Regions from separate parts of the Mus musculus genome. Here region 1 is linked to region 2. A link is a loop called in an ENCODE intact Hi-C map of the cell type or tissue named here. Cell type or tissue: left cerebral cortex. All regions are shown on one strand. Links, peaks and the distances in the headings refer to the core of each region. The heading gives the core; the rest is flanking DNA.

The links. Peaks named below come from ENCODE experiments on the same cell type or tissue, not always from the same donor. Only the 100,000 strongest peaks of a DNase experiment are listed, where the experiment ranks them.
Region 1: it touches region 2 in a loop (5-fold over the local background); 2 of 42 quality-filtered maps call a loop at or near these places.

The regions. Positions count from the first base shown.
Region 1 is chr15:70,917,092-70,925,435 of GRCm38, forward strand. No RefSeq gene overlaps it. Among named protein-coding and RNA genes, the nearest start is that of Fam135b, 810 kb to the right of the region's middle. In left cerebral cortex, for the core only: CTCF peaks have their summits at 3,266 (motif pointing left) and 4,007 (motif pointing left); DNase peaks (open chromatin) are centred at 3,250 and 3,986.
Region 2 is chr15:69,918,320-69,926,663 of GRCm38, forward strand. It overlaps Gm19782 (predicted gene, 19782), which reads left to right and starts at 5,914. Exons shown (of 6, transcript NR_045071.1): 1 at 5,914-6,057. In left cerebral cortex, for the core only: a CTCF peak has its summit at 4,076 (motif pointing left); DNase peaks (open chromatin) are centred at 4,029, 5,092 and 5,776; H3K27ac peaks cover 177 bases.

The DNA.
Region 1 (8,344 bases), core at 244-8,243, 1.0 Mb after region 2:
AGATTTGCTTTGGGATACACTTATCAACTACATACAAGGAGAGAAGAAGGGTTCTTCTTTTATTTCCTGTTGTCCTTAACTCAAATGTTGATCAGATTCTACTCTTCTGTGTGGATACATGGCTACATGTAGCAATCACTGCATATCTGGTGCTTGAGTGTGCTTGCACATATGTAAATACTGCTCATTTATCTAGAAATTGAACTAAGTCAGACTTGTTCTAGAATGATCTCTTCTCTCTCTCTCTTTCTCTCTCTCTCTCTCTCTCTCTCTCTCTCTCTCTCTCTCTCTCTCGTTTTCTCTGTATGTTTGTGTATCTCATACACATGAACACACACATGAACTCACACAATTTTTTCTTTAAAAAGGAGAAAAATGGTGAGGTTTGAGCCTCAAATATGTTTTAAGGATTGTCAGCTAAGCTTGCTAACTGTAAGATTTGCTCATATATCAGTCATTATTTTGCATCATTTACATGTTTTAAGGAGCTCCAAGTTGCTTTAGTATGGGTTTGGTCAAGATTCAGGTTATAGTTAGCAGTTGGTTTTCCTAATTCCATCTTAATAATAACAAAACTTTACGTCCAGACACATCTTTTTTTTTTTTTTCTGAAATAAATTCACTTCCCATTAAAAGGTAAGGTCATGAACAGGCCATTTTCTTGTAGTTTTTTGGGATTTCAAAGTGGCTAAAACAAAGCAAGTTTTCAAAAATCCCAAATGTTTATGTTGAAATTTTTCTTTCATCTTCTTTAGACAAAATGTACTTCAAAATGTCCCTCAACTACATTCCCCCAACAATACTCTCAAAACAGAAGTCTGAGGAGGTATTATTTTGATGAAAATTCACGGAGACAGTATTCTAACCTAAGAAAGAAGAAAACGCCTTTGTCTAAATTTCATTTTCCTAAATGCAGTTGGAAGTATTTTATTATTCTGGGTAAAAATAAAAAAATAGATGTTGCTATCCCAGCATCCCTGATGATAGTCTTAGTGTGTGTGACCATTCCAGTGTTCCATATATCTGTGCTGAACTCGGACATAGCTATATTCAAATGACAGCAAATAAAAAGTTTCCTTGCCCTGCCATTGTATCTATGGCAAAGCCCCATTTCACACTGAATCTCAAAACCAGGAAGTAATGTTGCATATCAAATTTGACAATGGAGAAAGAATTGTTCCACATAGCAGTATCCAGAGCACCTGCCTGCTTCCCAACAGAACCTGAACCATTTGGCAATATCCCCCCATCTAATTCCCATCACCAGGACTTGTGCAAACCGCTGCATTTTTCTGCAATAATATGTCATCATTAACCATATGTCTTCCTTCCACCACTTTTTTCTTTCTTTAGCAATTCTCCACCATTAATTTTTAGTGCAGTTTCCAGAAGACAGTTGGCGCCCATCCAAACGTAATGAGGTTGAGATTCGTAAAGTTCGATAATTGTCAGGGGAAGAATATAAATGCAATAAAATGCAAGTTTCTTTTTGGGCATGCCTCTTAGCAATAATCAGAGATGGGCTGAGGCTGTCCTGCCTCGACACTCCACTTGAGTAGGGATTATTGGGATTATAAGGGGGCCTGAGCTCAGTACCTGCTAACTAGCAGTCATGTTAAATGGCAGGGATACAGTAATAATGATTATGGAATTTCAGCGTTTTTCACAGAGTAGCTTCAGTTTCATTACTTAAATTAATTGACAATCTATTGAATGCCCGAATGTGACAAAGATTGTGCTGAAATTCATGAAAATGAACAAGAAAATTGGAGTATCTTCTTTGATACCATCCCCATTCTGCTGAGGAGAAGGAATCAGAAAATGCTACATTCATAGGAAATTCCACAGGGTATGGGGGGAAATGAAAGCAATAGTAAATGAACTCCCAAATGCCTGAACATCAATATAATCTTCTCCTTCTGTATAATGTTACTTGTATGTTTGTTTTCTGGACTGGCTATGTGGTATTGGACAACCAGTTGCTGTGCTCCTTCCTAGGTAAGCGTATTCCTCCTGCTGTCAGCATTTATTAGTTCCTGGAGTTCTGTGTGTAGGGTGAAGCCTCATGTTCTTTCCCTACCCACTATGACAGGTTTATTGCTGCGGTCTTTGTTTAACTCCTGCTTAGGCAGTCTTGATGGCAAGACATGGTGGATGCAGCTTCTGTTGTAACACAGACACACAGCAAACTCCTTGGTATTCTGGCTCCGACAATCTTCTCAACCCTTCTGCAATCTTCCTTGAGCCTTAGATGCAGTAGTTGTCTTGCAGATGTATCCATTTGGACTGAGTTCCACAACTCTGCATTTTGATTGGTTATGGTTTTCTAGATTGGTCTCTATCTCTTGCAAAGAGAAGTTTCCTTGATAAGGGCTGAGACAATATCAGAGGGTATAAGAACAAATATTTAGTAGACAGTTAATGATTGTGAAGTGACTAAGCCAGCTCAGTCAGTCAACAGGGTCTCTAAGGAGAGAATGAGGATTGAAAAAGAAGAACAACAATTAGACAACATTATAACATGATTCCAGCCCACATTGAGGCTGAACAAGCCTTATTTCTCCCCAGCCTGCTTTTACATCATTCTAGGTATATTAAAAAACCATGGTCAGTTCTTAGATCAAAAACAATGTAATCAAGCCAAGTAGTAAAGGAGATCACCCAAAAGAGTAATTAAGTAAAGGAGTGAGTAAAAGGATCACACAAGGTAATAATTAAGTAGGTAGTAAACAGAGCCTGTGGTCACTGTTATTAATATTCTTATCTGAGCCTACTTCATTGTCTGAGCTCAATGCCAAATGCCAAATTTCTAGAAGTGGTGTCGAAAGCTCTTAGTAGTTAAGGTCTAGTAAAGTTGTAGTTAAGGAGACCATTCCCAGGTTAAGGAAGCAAGAGGAAAGGTTAGAGACTTTAATTAGGGAGGCAGTGGAGATAAGCAGGAATAAGTAGAGTGGAAGTTGAAATAACACGAAGGATGTCTAAAAATGTTCTAAGGAATTGTACTATTAACAACCTACCTCTCAAAAGATCCTGTAATGTATGTAACTACATATAAGTAAACATATATAGTTCAAATAAATTTTTCTTATCCAGGCTGATAACTTTCTCTCCAAGAAACAAAGACTAAGTATCTAAGAGGAACTTCAACACCAGGTAAGAGAAATTCTTTTGAGTTGCTGATCAAGGTTGCCCAAGAGATTATGAAAATGTTACAGACTATTGCCACTGCCTTTGCTTGCCCCCTACAGGTAAAAGATAATTCCCTATTGCTGAACATGCCATGGACTTCTGACACAAGGCAAGAGGCCCCTGAGCTGAAACTGGCCTAAGTGCCTTCTCCCTTGGGAGCAGATTTTACAGTATCAGAAGATGCCTCACAAGTTTCTAAAGGCAGGATTCAAGCAACAGTCACACCCAACTATGATGCAGATGAACTACAAGGACAACCAACATGGCATGATAATCCTAGGGATACAGTAGCAGCATGCATATATTGCTTGCTACAGCAGCAGCTCAGTAATTGGACTTAGACCCCATTCACCAAGAGGAAAAGCTAGCCAACTAACCAGACCTAATGAAGCCGTGGACCTTGGAGAACCTATGAACATATTAATCCTAAAGATAGGAAATGGTAGACATAGACAGACTGTGTTTGGGATTATAATTTTAGTCACAATGTAAAAGCAAAGAAGGTGGATGTCAAGTAACAAATTGCATAACATAGTTGAAAATTACCTGACAAGATCAATTGCGGATATTCTTGCTAGGGAAGGAACTCCTAAGCATATATTACGTGGTAAGGACAGATATTCTTATGACTAATAGTCTTTGTAAGATTCTGCCATCCTTAGGAGAGTTGAAATTGCTAATCAACTCACCTGCTCAGAGGAGAACTCATGTACCTGTCCAGAAGTTTTTATGGATATTACAGGAGCACTAGAAGACAGCACAAGAGTGCCTTTTCCCTAGAATGTGAGGCAACACCTCCACCTAGCGGCTTCTTTGCTAAGTTCAAAACACTCCACTACAGCATAAACTCTTGAATGTGAGCATCTTTGCTTAGCCATCCTAGCCTTCCATTTACACTGCAACAGTGATGGTCTTACTATCTAGAGACATAAAACCAAAAGAAAGATAAGGGTATAAGAAAATTTAACAACATAACCATGCCATTAGAACCATTTAGAATTAAGGTACCATGTATTTAGAAAATATCCTTTGTAAGTCCAGGCAGGCCTCTAGGTAGAGGGTATCTTTGTGTCTGACCTTTTGATTGGAAGAATAGGACACACGAAGAGGAGATGTAGAAAAATTACTTTGCCTTTGCTGAGAGAGGCTGAAATCCTTCTTTGGTTCTGGCTGATGTATCTATCCTGTTAAATGTATATTATAAACTAGAATTGATAAGTGTACATAGAGAAAAAATAACCAGCATCAATTACAAACAAACCAATGTAGTATTGTATGTGTTGAGTTAGCAAGAAGATCATGGAGAAGAACAGGCATTTTTTATTATTTTGTAGGGAGTGTATGCTAAGAAGTCACAAAATCTCCAGCCTGCCTGGGAAACTGTGGAATGTCCAGCATTTGTCAGAGGCTGCATGACTTAGGTTACACCCTCTCAGTATGTTGCCATATTGTTAACTTAATGGACTACATGTTTTTAATCTTGAAGACTACAGAATTAGAAACATAGATCCTTGAAATAATAGGTTGCCAGACTCCTAGAGTCATTTATCTGTAGTTCCAGTTTTAGAGATGTCTAGAAGTTATTCTCTCTTCTTTGTACCAGCTCCAAGGGTGATGATGAGGGGCTTATTTCTCCTAGAGAGTATCACAAATCAGTGTTCTGTCTGGAGCAACGGTGGAGGCATATATATATATATATACATATACATATATATATATATGCACATTTGTGTTTATAGGTATATGTATTAGCATGTGTGTAGGTGAACAGGCATGTGCAAGTTTGTGTGTGTGTGTAAAGAAAGATGGTGTTAGTTGTCTTCCTGGGTTATTTTTAGGTAGCTTTTAGGTAGTAAAAGGACATGAGTAAACAAAGAAAGCAAAATTGAGTTCCCTGTGATGGTGGCTTCTTGTTCCCAGAAGAGATTGCAAGGAGAAACCTTAGGTAGGTTTCTAAGCACAACCAATAAAAGATAGTGGAGGATCTAGGAACCCAATAAGATACCCAGGTCAGCATCAAATGAACTTGTAGACCTAGGCTTCACCCTCTTGGATGGGATGAAGCTGTTACCCATCCTCTGTGCTTTGCTGTTGTGTCTATCCTAGACATTCAGTCTTTTGTCCTCACCAGGCAACATATTCAAAGACACCCCCCCCCCAGACCAACCACCAGTGCCCCTGTTAAAGTAATGTCTTTCACTTGAACCAAGAGCTCACTGACTGTGCTAGTCTAATTTAGCCAGCTTCCTTCCAGGATCCTTTGTCTTCCAACATTTTGATTGCAGGCAGGCTACCATTCTAACCTGGGCCTTATGTGGGTTCTGTGGATCACATTCTGCTCCTCACAGTGGCATGACAAGTGCTTTAACCCCGAAATCCTGTCCTACATTCCTAAGTGCTGTAGCCTTTAAAAGTGGTCTTCTCCCTCTCTCTTTCCCTCTTCCTCTCCTTCTCCTGCTCTCATTTGTTGTTGTTGTTGTTGTTGTTGTTGTTGTTGTTGTTGTTCTTCTTCTTCTTCTTCTTCTTCTTCTTCTTCTTCTTCTTCTTCTTCTTCTTCTTCTTCTTCTTCTTCTTCTTCCTCTTCCCCTTCCCCTTCCTCTTCCCCTTCATTCTCCCCTTCCCCTTCCTCCTCTTCTTCCTCCTCTTTTTTTCTTCAGCATGTTCACAGCCATTCTGTATCAAAGGCAGAAATGAGTGGTGGGTATCTTTATGGAGAACTTCAGTAGAAAAAGCAAAACTCAGGTTCAAGTGATCCCTGGAAGTGTACAAAAATGCCAGGCTTGTGGATGCTGAGAAAAAGGGGGCTATTTGAGTAACTAGCTCTGTCACAATGAAGTAGACTGGAGCTCACATTTACACTAATAAGATAGACCTTTAGAGTAGAGCTATCTGTGTATTCATCCACTCACAGACACGTTTACTGTGATAATTAGTAATCAGCTTGTTATCTGTACATGAGCAGGAAATGTAGAGAGGCGTTGAGGGAGCAAAAATGTGAGGGAAGGTTGCAGCACTAAAGGCACACCAGACATCTCATGGGCTCATTCATTAGAAGCGCCACAACTGCTAACCTGTGACACATTACTTTTCCTATTAGAGTCCCAGGTCCTGAACACTTGGATGAACTGAGTTCAAAAGGCTGCAAATGTAGTTCTAGGACCTTCTGGAAAATCTTACTATAATCCTTGTCTCTGTCTAAGTTCCGGGGCAGGCAGCAGTTCAGTTACAGAGTCCTGGATGTGATACCCAGCACCAACAGGAAACACAGAGAAAAAGAATGATAAACCTGCCAGCTGTCCCCAGTGCACCTGTAATCAATTCCATTTCCCTCACACTCACCCTGAAGCCAGGCATTCTTTCATTTTCCTTGATGGGAGATCTAAGGTCTGAAGCCCCTGGGGAGGCAGCTGATAGGGAAACAACACCAAAACTTTTATTAGGCTTAGTTCAGGGCTCCATGATCTATTTCCTGAAACCATTCCATGCAGACAATTGTCTAAATTGTATTATATCACATACTTTTATTTTGGCCCTCAGTAATTTCTGTCATTTCCTTGAAACCTGACAAATTTATCCAAAGAAAATATAATTAGGAAAAATATCCCTCTAATGCCATTCTCCAAAGCTAAAAGGAAAATTGAACTAGAAAATGGCCAGAGTGTGGTTGGAGCAGGGTGAAATGCCCTCTCTTGCAGTTTCCTTTTTCCACATTCCTAAAGCCTGTGGGGTTACAGAAGGCACAGATCTTATCCTGCTAACAGTTGTTCCTTTTGTCATTCTCATCCAAACACCTTAGTCACAAGTAATTGGATTCCTCAGAACAGAGGAGCTGGCATTTTTATGATAATGAAGTTGTGTGCTGGGGCTCATTTGACATTAAAGGTGCTTTGCAAATACATTCTGAAAACTCACGCTTATTCGCTTAGAAGAGTACATTAAAGAATTACGGGTTTAATTTTCAAGAGGTACACTGAAGTGTCCAGGGAATACTAAGAAGTGGCAGGTGAACAAGCTCTTAAGATGTCACTGTGTCACCTGAATCTGGGGTAAAATGGGAAAGGAAGGAAGGAAGGAAGGAAGGAAGGAAGGAAGGAAGGAAGGAAGGAAGGAAGGAAGGAAGAAAGGAAAGTGGAAAAAAAAGGTGGTCTTATTTTATATTTTAGGGCCATTTTACATTTTCCCTATTTCTACATGCCAGAAAAACCAGACTCTACTTCCAGAGAAAAAAATAAAGAGGACAAATTGGGTGAAGCAAAACAGGAACAAAAAAACAAGCACACACCACCAGGAAGTAAAACTAATCTAAATTGGGATGCAATTATTTATAGAAAGGTCTAATCCGCTAAAAGGAAAGCACAGATGTATGAAAAAGATGGAAATATGTAAAGTATCATTGCAGATTTTATTTAAATAAATTATTTGGAGATGCCTGACATTTAGAACAAATATAATTTGCATTCATATTTGAGTTGAGTCGTCATTTGAGTTGGATCTTGAAGGATAGGTTAATTTGGACTGAAATAACAAAGAATAATCCTTTCATTGTTTAAGAAATGAATTTCCAGAACATTTATCACTATTATAAATGAATATAGTGAGATGCTCACTGAGAAATACAGGATGCATGACATTTTCAAAGATTCAAATCTCACTTAAAAAATACATGTTATGTGCAGCAGATGTGCCCAGCTCTGTCTTCATATGGCTCCCTGAACAACTGGAGAGGGAGCTATCCCAAAAGCTGTTGACTGTCTCTAGGACATGTTTATCAGAATTATGGCATAAAATAATTTCACTCATTTTCTCCTTTAGGTGTTCAATATTAATTTTTATTATAAAGATACAGGTATTTCTTTATATCACCACCCCCACTTTGCTTAGAGTGTTTTTCAGCTCAACAAAATTTTTAATTTTCCCTTGTAATTTCATCTTCAAGTCATGAAGAAGTAGACAGATGTCCTGCTTAATTTCAGATATTTGGGGGTTGTTTGAATGTCTTTCTGTTGAAATGATTTCATTGTGGCTGGTACATATGGAGTTTGTCTGAATTTTCACTGGTTGTATGGTCAGTCCATCACAGTGAACTTTACCATGCATTCTTCAGTCAGTCATTCTTATTTACATCTAGGAAGAATCGCAGTCTTAGTGCAAATTC
Region 2 (8,344 bases), core at 215-8,214:
AAAAATAGTATAGATGAAGAAACATACACAACAACCCAAAAACCTAATATTTGTTTGTGAGTTTGTGTGTATAATCATTAAAAGATATATTATCTATCTAAGAGTAGGCATTAAATAATTAGAGAAAGAATATTTATGTAGTGAATTGCTGGTGCAACTACAGTAAGTCTAAACAGGAGTTCTCGTATTCCTTTCACCCTGCCATGCTCTACTTTAGGCTGTGTACAGTAACTGCAATATTGCTCTCTTCAGTCTGGTGTCAGAGCTGTGTGTGATTCTCTGTGGGAACTGGAAGTTGTATCGCCTTCCGTGGTAGTTACTTTACACTCATCTTTCTCTCTGAGGTTTTTGAGCATTCTGACAATCAACAAAAGTAGAAGTGTGTTGATAGTAATAATAAGTATGTGTCTATGGTTTGTTAATTATTATTACCATTATTCTCAATCTATAGTATCATGGATTAAATTCAGAGTCTAGCACATGAGAGTCAAGCACTATGCCGCTAAGCTATACCTCCAGTAATATATTATTGGTAATTTTCATCACAAACTGAGAAAGTTTCATTTGCTCTGCATTGATTTTAAGCAAGCAATATGCTAATATATTTACTGAATAGTTTGTGAGTGGTTTTCAGTCTTATGAGTAGGGAGAGTAGTAGAAATTATAGCAATATAATTCATGGAGAAATCAGCACATGTTACATACTGTTTGAAATTAAGTACTTTAGAATTGATTCACTTTGGGAAAAATGAATAAATTTAGGTAATTACACAAAGCCATGTAATCTTTTCTAGGTGAAATCAAGAATGAGTCTAGAATGACTGACTCATGTGTCTTTCTTCTTAATAGCACCAGGAAGAGGCAGACAAAACCCCATTGTGTGAATATGGCATGAAGAATAAGAAATAAATAGTCAAACAGTGTGTTAGTAAGGAACACATGTGCTCCATGGGCAGGTAATTTTTAAGTGGCAGAGAATGGGATGCTATTAGGGCAAGGGAAAGGACACCTAAAGATTGAACCATCCCATTATTCAACTGGGTTCTCCCTTCCTCTTAAAGGAAACAGCTACACTAGGATTTGGAAGATTATGACATTTTAAAACCAGGGAGAAATTTGTGTATGTGTCTCCATCGTGGTGAAATTGGTGAGGCTCCCTAGGAGCCCTGGGAAAGAGCTTTGTTCTGGGAACTGGTATTTTATTGGTATTTGTTTTTAGATGATGTGATATGCTCTATAACATGCATCATTAGACAATTATAAGATGCTGTGAGAAGTGTACTACATGCTTACACAGGCTAACAGGGCTATGTTGCTAAGTAACAGGTCGCACCCTATGACAATACCTTCATAGATATAGTTCTTTTTGACGTCATAATTGTTAAAACACTTAGGAAGCTGCAGGTGGAACATACTATAGAGAAAAGGTTGTCATTTGGGACAGCAGTTGGTACTATGTGGCATGGGCCTAGCATTGCATGTTGCGAATTTGAACTAGGGTAAGAGCAGAGTAGATGAGATAAATACATAAATGCGATGATACTTAAAGATTGCCATCTTGTGTTTAACTCAACTTTATGAGGTAGTAACTGGGGCACAGAGTGACTTAGAATTTTAATGAAAATTTCATTCAATGTTCTGTTACAAACCTGTGCCAAAATCTGAATTTCTGACTGCCCAGTTCTAAATCCTACACATTGCACCTTTTAACATTCCTGGGAGAAAAGAAAGTTTTTATAGAATCTCACGAAACACCAAGGCTTCTTTGGATGACCACAACAACCAGCTAAGTAAAGTAGATAAGAAACAACATAAAAACGTTCTGCATTTCTGAGAAATGCCTGATAAAGCCCAACTCATAGACAATGGATATTGGTGTAATAGGGGTACAATGACCAGGCACAACAGATTGTCTTCTGTGCTAATGCACAAGGAGATAGAATGGCCTTAATTACAGGTATAGGTGGGGGTTCATGGCCAGATCTGGAAGTCCTAAAGTGGTACTGAAGACCTAAAAGATTTCTGGTGAGCCACTGGTCTTGAGCTCACAAAATAAGTCTGAAGAAAGTGGGTTCTGCTATTACTAAAGGAATGTAGCCATAATGGCAGCAACATCAACAGTAACAAGAGCAGAGTAGATAGAACCATCAACCAGGAAGATGAAAGTGACTAGCAAGACACAAATGCAAAGAGACAGAAATCAAAATTGTTATCTAGGACACACTGTCATATAGCTGTCCATGGAAACTGTTGCCCACATTTGTGTTGCTTCTTCCTATCTCAAATAACCTGATCAAGAAAATTTCCCATAAGTGTGTCTAGCATGTTATCTCTTACTTGAGTTCAGATCCAGGCAAGCAGACAAGCAAGAATAATCATCACAGTGAGATTGAAGCATGTTTGTGCATTGAAAACCCATGCTGTTTCGCTTCAAGGGAACCTTTTGGGAGGTAGCATTTGGTTACACTTGTTTAATGAAAAAGGTGACAGGGGCCTAAAGAAATTTAGTGTTCCACCTCAGGTGTCTCCTGGGGAATTAATCTCCTACACCTTAGAGTTCATAAACTATTTATTTAACATTCTGCAAGCTTTAATTTTTTGTGGCTGATTTTGAGAAAAGCAAGGGTCATTGCCAAGGTGACAACAGTGAAAGTCACAGCCTACAAGAAAGCCTACTAGAGGCTCTTAGACTTGGAGATGTTATGTACCATCATTTAGAGATTTTGACCTGTGAAGTGAAATAATCGTCTGTATTGGTTTATCTTCTCCTCTTCCTCCAAAATGGACTCAGCAATTCAAAAGAATCTATAAAAGACTAACCTGTGCAGTTTGTATTCACAATGTAAAGGTGGAAAAGAAGAGCCAGGAAAAGACAACAGGCTTCCCTTTTGTCTTGTAGATACTGGATTCGTTGGCAACATTGGCATTCTGTTTGTTGGCAGCTTTCATTTTGTTCTAAAGAGTTATGAAATATGGACACTCTTTCTTCTCTTTGTGCTTTTGGTTGTTCATCTCTAAGACAATGCAAAAGGAATTCATATCTACTTGCTTTAAAATATTTATTTGTAATTATGTATATGTTAATGTGTCTATATGTAGGTGTGTGCTTATGTGTGCAGTTGTGCATGGAGAACAGAGGCATCAGGCTCTTGGAAGATCAGTTCTATATAGTATTGAGCCACAGCTGTGGATGCTAAGAACTAAACTTGGATATTTTGCAAGAATAATATTTGCTCTTGACCACTAAGCCATTCTTCAGGTCTCAGTATATTGTTTTCAAAGGACTAACTATATGATATAATAAAGAGTTATCACAAACTTAGAACCAATGAATTCATAACAATTAAAATACACTATATGCTATAAGTAACAGGTATATATTCAGGTATAATAGAGTTCTCCTATAGATAATATAAACCTACCCCTCATATTCTATCTCACAATAATAATTACAGCCACCAAGTGATCCAATCCTAAGGACTGGTATCTAGCCCAAGTTTGATTAATGCTCAGGGTACATAGAGGTGATTTCTTTAATAGAATGATTCCCTATTGAGAGACTTATCATTTGAACTACTATAATATCATCTCCAATGGGCCTCTGACTCAAACCTGTATTACTACAATTCTCTTTCCACACATTTGTCAAATGAATAATTTAAAACAAATATCCAATACTGTGTCAGCTCTGTTTGAAAATTCTTCAATGATTCCCTATAGTTTTATGAAGAAAAATTTCAGCTCCCTGCCTTAATATTAGGAGCCATCATAATTTGAAAGATTTAGTGGGTATCAAGCAAGAATCAAGAAACATCCTCTACCACTCCCCATACCGTGAGTATGGTTCTTGGCAGATGAGGTGATTTAAGATTCACTGAAAGCAGTGCCTGGATACAAATCTCACTTTCAATCATTTGCCCTCTTATTTAAAAATGCTTGCTCCAAGCTGGAGAAATGGCTGAGCAGTTGAGAGTACTGTCTGCTCTTTCGGAGGAACCCGGTTCAATTCTGAGCATGTACAGGGCAGTTCCCAACCATAATTACAGTTCTAGGGTATCTGATGCCCTCTTCTGGCCTCCATGGGCACCAAATATATACTTGCCTCACATACATCTATATTTAAAATAAAATGCAAAACACCATACACATTTTAAAAATATAACAAAATGACAAATTTAAAATCATTGCACCCTATCCCTCACCTCCTATAACTAGCCATATTTTTACCTTTTGATTAAAATCTATCGCAAATACCTTCCATTTCGAAAGCATTCCTTTTGTGATGCACTGCTTCCAGATCTACATGTACCTTTTCTGTCTTGATTTCTTCCTGTATTCAAACAGTTTGCTTCTGCTACAGAAGTCACTGAAGATGACTATCATTCTTAACAATTCATTATCTTAACATGTTCTACAATAGTGTTATTAAAAATGTTGTCTATCCTTTTATAACCTCAATGACTAGTACTATGTTACAGAAGACAGAAGGAATGTAGCAAATATTTAGGATCAAGAAGAGGGTGGGAGATGTGGCTCAATGTGTGATGTGTGTAAGAGTAGGATCCTGAATTTGAATTCCCATACCATGCAAGTGTCATCAGTTTTTATGCAGAGTCATAACTACTTAAGTGTCTGACATTGAGAAAAGTGACAAAAAGTAGATGCTGGAAAATTTCTTGAAAGAGTGGAATTTTCTGAGCTCATTTGATTCTGAACTTCCCATGACTATAATTTAAGATATCAACTTTTATGCTTTATGAGTCATCTGTCTGGTGACACTGATTATCAGTGACTAATAAGTGTTGACTTGAGTGTTTGTAGTTCCTATGGGGTACCACAATAAGTAGCTGGTGATGCCCCAGAACCATGTGATCCCAGGAATATGAACACATGGAAAACCAATCTTCTCAAGGACCCCACAGTTCCATCAGAGTGCTGATCTGCTTTTCTGAGCCATTGATGTGTTTTATTAACTATGAAACTGTTGAATTTTGGAGACATCTTTGTTAGAAAAAAGTCAAGGTGCTAATATACCAAAGCCCAGATTGCAAGGATTTCTTCCAAGTCTCTAGGACGTGGGACCATATTTGCATGGGTCTGTGATTTGGCAGGATGCCAAACTACACTACTGCAAAGGCTCTGTTCACATTTCTTCTTGAAACCATATTTTCTGCGTTGACTAACTGGCAGCTTTGGATTGCCTCAGGCTGATAATGGGCAACTGAGCTGTTAGACCAGGTGGCATTTATTTATTTATTTTACAAAGGGAAGGGAGGGGAAGAAGGCAGGATGCAAATTGGAAAGTCCATTTTTAGTTATAGAACAGAAAAATAAAGGAGAAAAAGAAATTGATTTTTAAGAAGTTCCAGATGTTATATGCTTTTTATTTGCAAAGCCATGTCTAAAAAAGGGAGTTCCATTACAAACAGAAAAAAAAAAAAAAGGAAGAGAAAGAAGCAAGGAACCACAAAATCGACAGGATGATGTTTAGTTGAATTTGCTTGTTACAGCTTGCATTCATAGTGAATAAGGACAGTTTTCTTTTAAAAATGGAGAAAAAATTCACACCATTTACATATGAATAATTACCTTCATACTGTGTCTACATGAGGCAAACAGAACTGCCTCAGCTGCTGAAGTTCCACAGTGTTGTGTCTTAATCACCGAGCCCACCTTGCTTGTTCCAGGAGCCATCTGCGAGGCTCTATTGTGTTCTGCTTTCTTCAGCTGTTTCCTTTGGTCCAAAGCAGGACTTTAATTAGCATCCATTAACACACTGCCAAGAGCATCTTCCATCAGCCTTTTATATCGCTTTAGATGGAGAAGAAATTATGATTCCTGAAATGAATTGTGTTTTGTCTGTGTGCCAGAATTCTACAGACATCACAATCTAGTATGCCGAGTCTCTTCTTTGGGTCTCTAAAGCTTTGATTTGCAATATTCTAACGAACTGGCATACTTGCTCTAGTGAACCAATTTAGGGAACAGGAATCAAAGTTCTGTTCTTGACATGTAGGATTTCAGGTTTCTGGCCTATTCCATATGGACACCTACCAGGTATCACAATTGCTTTTTCTAGAAATAATTTAATGCATGTGTATTTGTGTGTGTGTGTGTGTGTATGTGTGTGTTTGTGTGTGTGTGTGTGTGTGTGTGTGTGTATGTGTGTGCCCATGTGTGCAAGTATCCATGGAGTACAATATGCTCTTAGCTGCTAAGCTAACTCTGAATGTCCCCTCAATTGGTTCTTGAAAGAAAGTCTATCAGCCTTCCTAAACTTCATGTAGTCACTCCCAGATATGGTGTTTCCAATGACTTTCTATGGGAAGACATTGATGCCAATAGCTTGCTACATTGAGCAATAAGGCTAGCTTTCCAGTATGGGTCTTCATTTAGTATCAGTTCCAATGTTGTCCCTGACTTTATGGTTCTGGCAGAATGATTTTCTATTTCTTGTTTCAGTGTCTTTGACAGAAGACTGATAGATGCTATCTTCTGATAATTTTGTTTGCCAAACTTTTAAAAAGCAACATGAAAATCCCTAACAAGTCAGGAAGGTAAATTTGGTATTCTGAACCTATTCCTACTTTGCCAATAAGATTTGGAGGACATATAGCTAGGTGGCAGGATTTTTTTTTGTCTTTTTTTTTTATTATTTCTAGATATTATCTTCTATTGGGTAGTGGTAAGATCAAGTTGCTTATTGTATACAGATGTCAAATACTCAAGTCAGTGACCAAAATATGAAGAATAACAACAAAAAATAATTTTTAAGTAAGATGGTTCTGAGAAAGAGAGAGACCCAGGAAATCAGAAGATAAAGACAATAGAAGATAAGATAAAAGGGTTTGGGATTGGGAGATCACACAAAACCTATATCTTATGTCAAACAAGTCTGTTTAAGAAGTACAGCATCTTATATACTTTTTACAGGGAAAAAATGAGACAAAGTCAGCAGAAATCATCATACAATGGGACAGAGTCAACATGAAGCTAATCAACAGTGTTGCACGAGAACATAGGGTATCTCAAAAAACTCTACAGACATGGCTCACAGCTGTCAATGAACTGATAACTGTAGCCCTATGCAGTGGGAAAACTTGGGTTCTCAGGCCCTAAACTTGCACCTTTCCCAAAGCACTGGTTCCAGGTCATCTCTGTCTCTGCCAAACATATTTCTTGTTTTAAATAAGCAAGTTTGTTCCTTCTCTCACTACATCAGGTCCTTAGCAAAAAGCCCTGGCTATCCTGGAACTCATTCTGTAGACCAGGGTGGCCTCAAACTCAGAAATTTGCCTGCCTATGCCTCCCACGTGCTGGGATTAAAGGCATGCACCAACACTGCTCAGCAGTTGAAACTGTTTTAGACACAATAAAAACAACAATGACAGGAGGAAAAGGTCTCTACACTTATAGCACTGAAATGCAAAAGAGATGAATATGCAAAGATTGATGCACTTAAAATGATATTAATGTAATTTAATAATGTATTTAAACTGTCCTTTTCTGAACAAAGGAAGTTCAATATTTTTAAAAAATTGGAAAGCAGAAGAGCATTTAAATATATCATTATATTAAAAAAATAAAAATATTAGAAAATGGATAAAAATGTTATATTCCTTCTCTATTTAAGGAGTACAAAATCTAAGGAGCCCCAATGTTAATAACTTTTAATTCATCATTGACATTAGGGTATGACCTACAGCTTAAGTGATAAATGGTCATTTACTTTCCTGCAGTAATGAGAAATATAGCTGTCAAAGTTAAATAATGTAATATATTCTTTAAAGCTGTGTAAACTTAGTAAAATGGTAACTTTTAATCTGAGAAGGAAGACAATAAGGACAGGCATTGAAATAAGGGATCCTAAAGAGAACTTCAATTTCCAAACATTACAGGGAATCCTCAAAATTTGATGGTAAGCTCATATTACATAATAAAACATATACGTATGTCACTGAAAAAATCAAGCTGGTGTCAAGTAGAATCTTCAGTAGTGACTTGTGTTTGTAGAGTTGGAAGGTGCTTCATATGTTACAAGAGGAGAAAAGTAACCAGCGGCGAACCTTGGGAGTTACAATAGTGACCTGCTTGGCAAGATATACTGTTGCAATAGTGGTACAAATTTTATAGGGTTAACCAAAAAGCTTCTGAAAAAAATATTATTTAAGGCAAAATCCATTAAATGGAACACACATTTGACACTGTTAATGAGGCAGACAACTTGAAAGTATATAGGACATGGGCCCTAGCTGAAAGCCTACTACTGTGATTTTGAATATAGGAATAAACACTCTTTTGAATATACTGCTATAGCCATAGATCAGAGCAGTATTCAACCCTC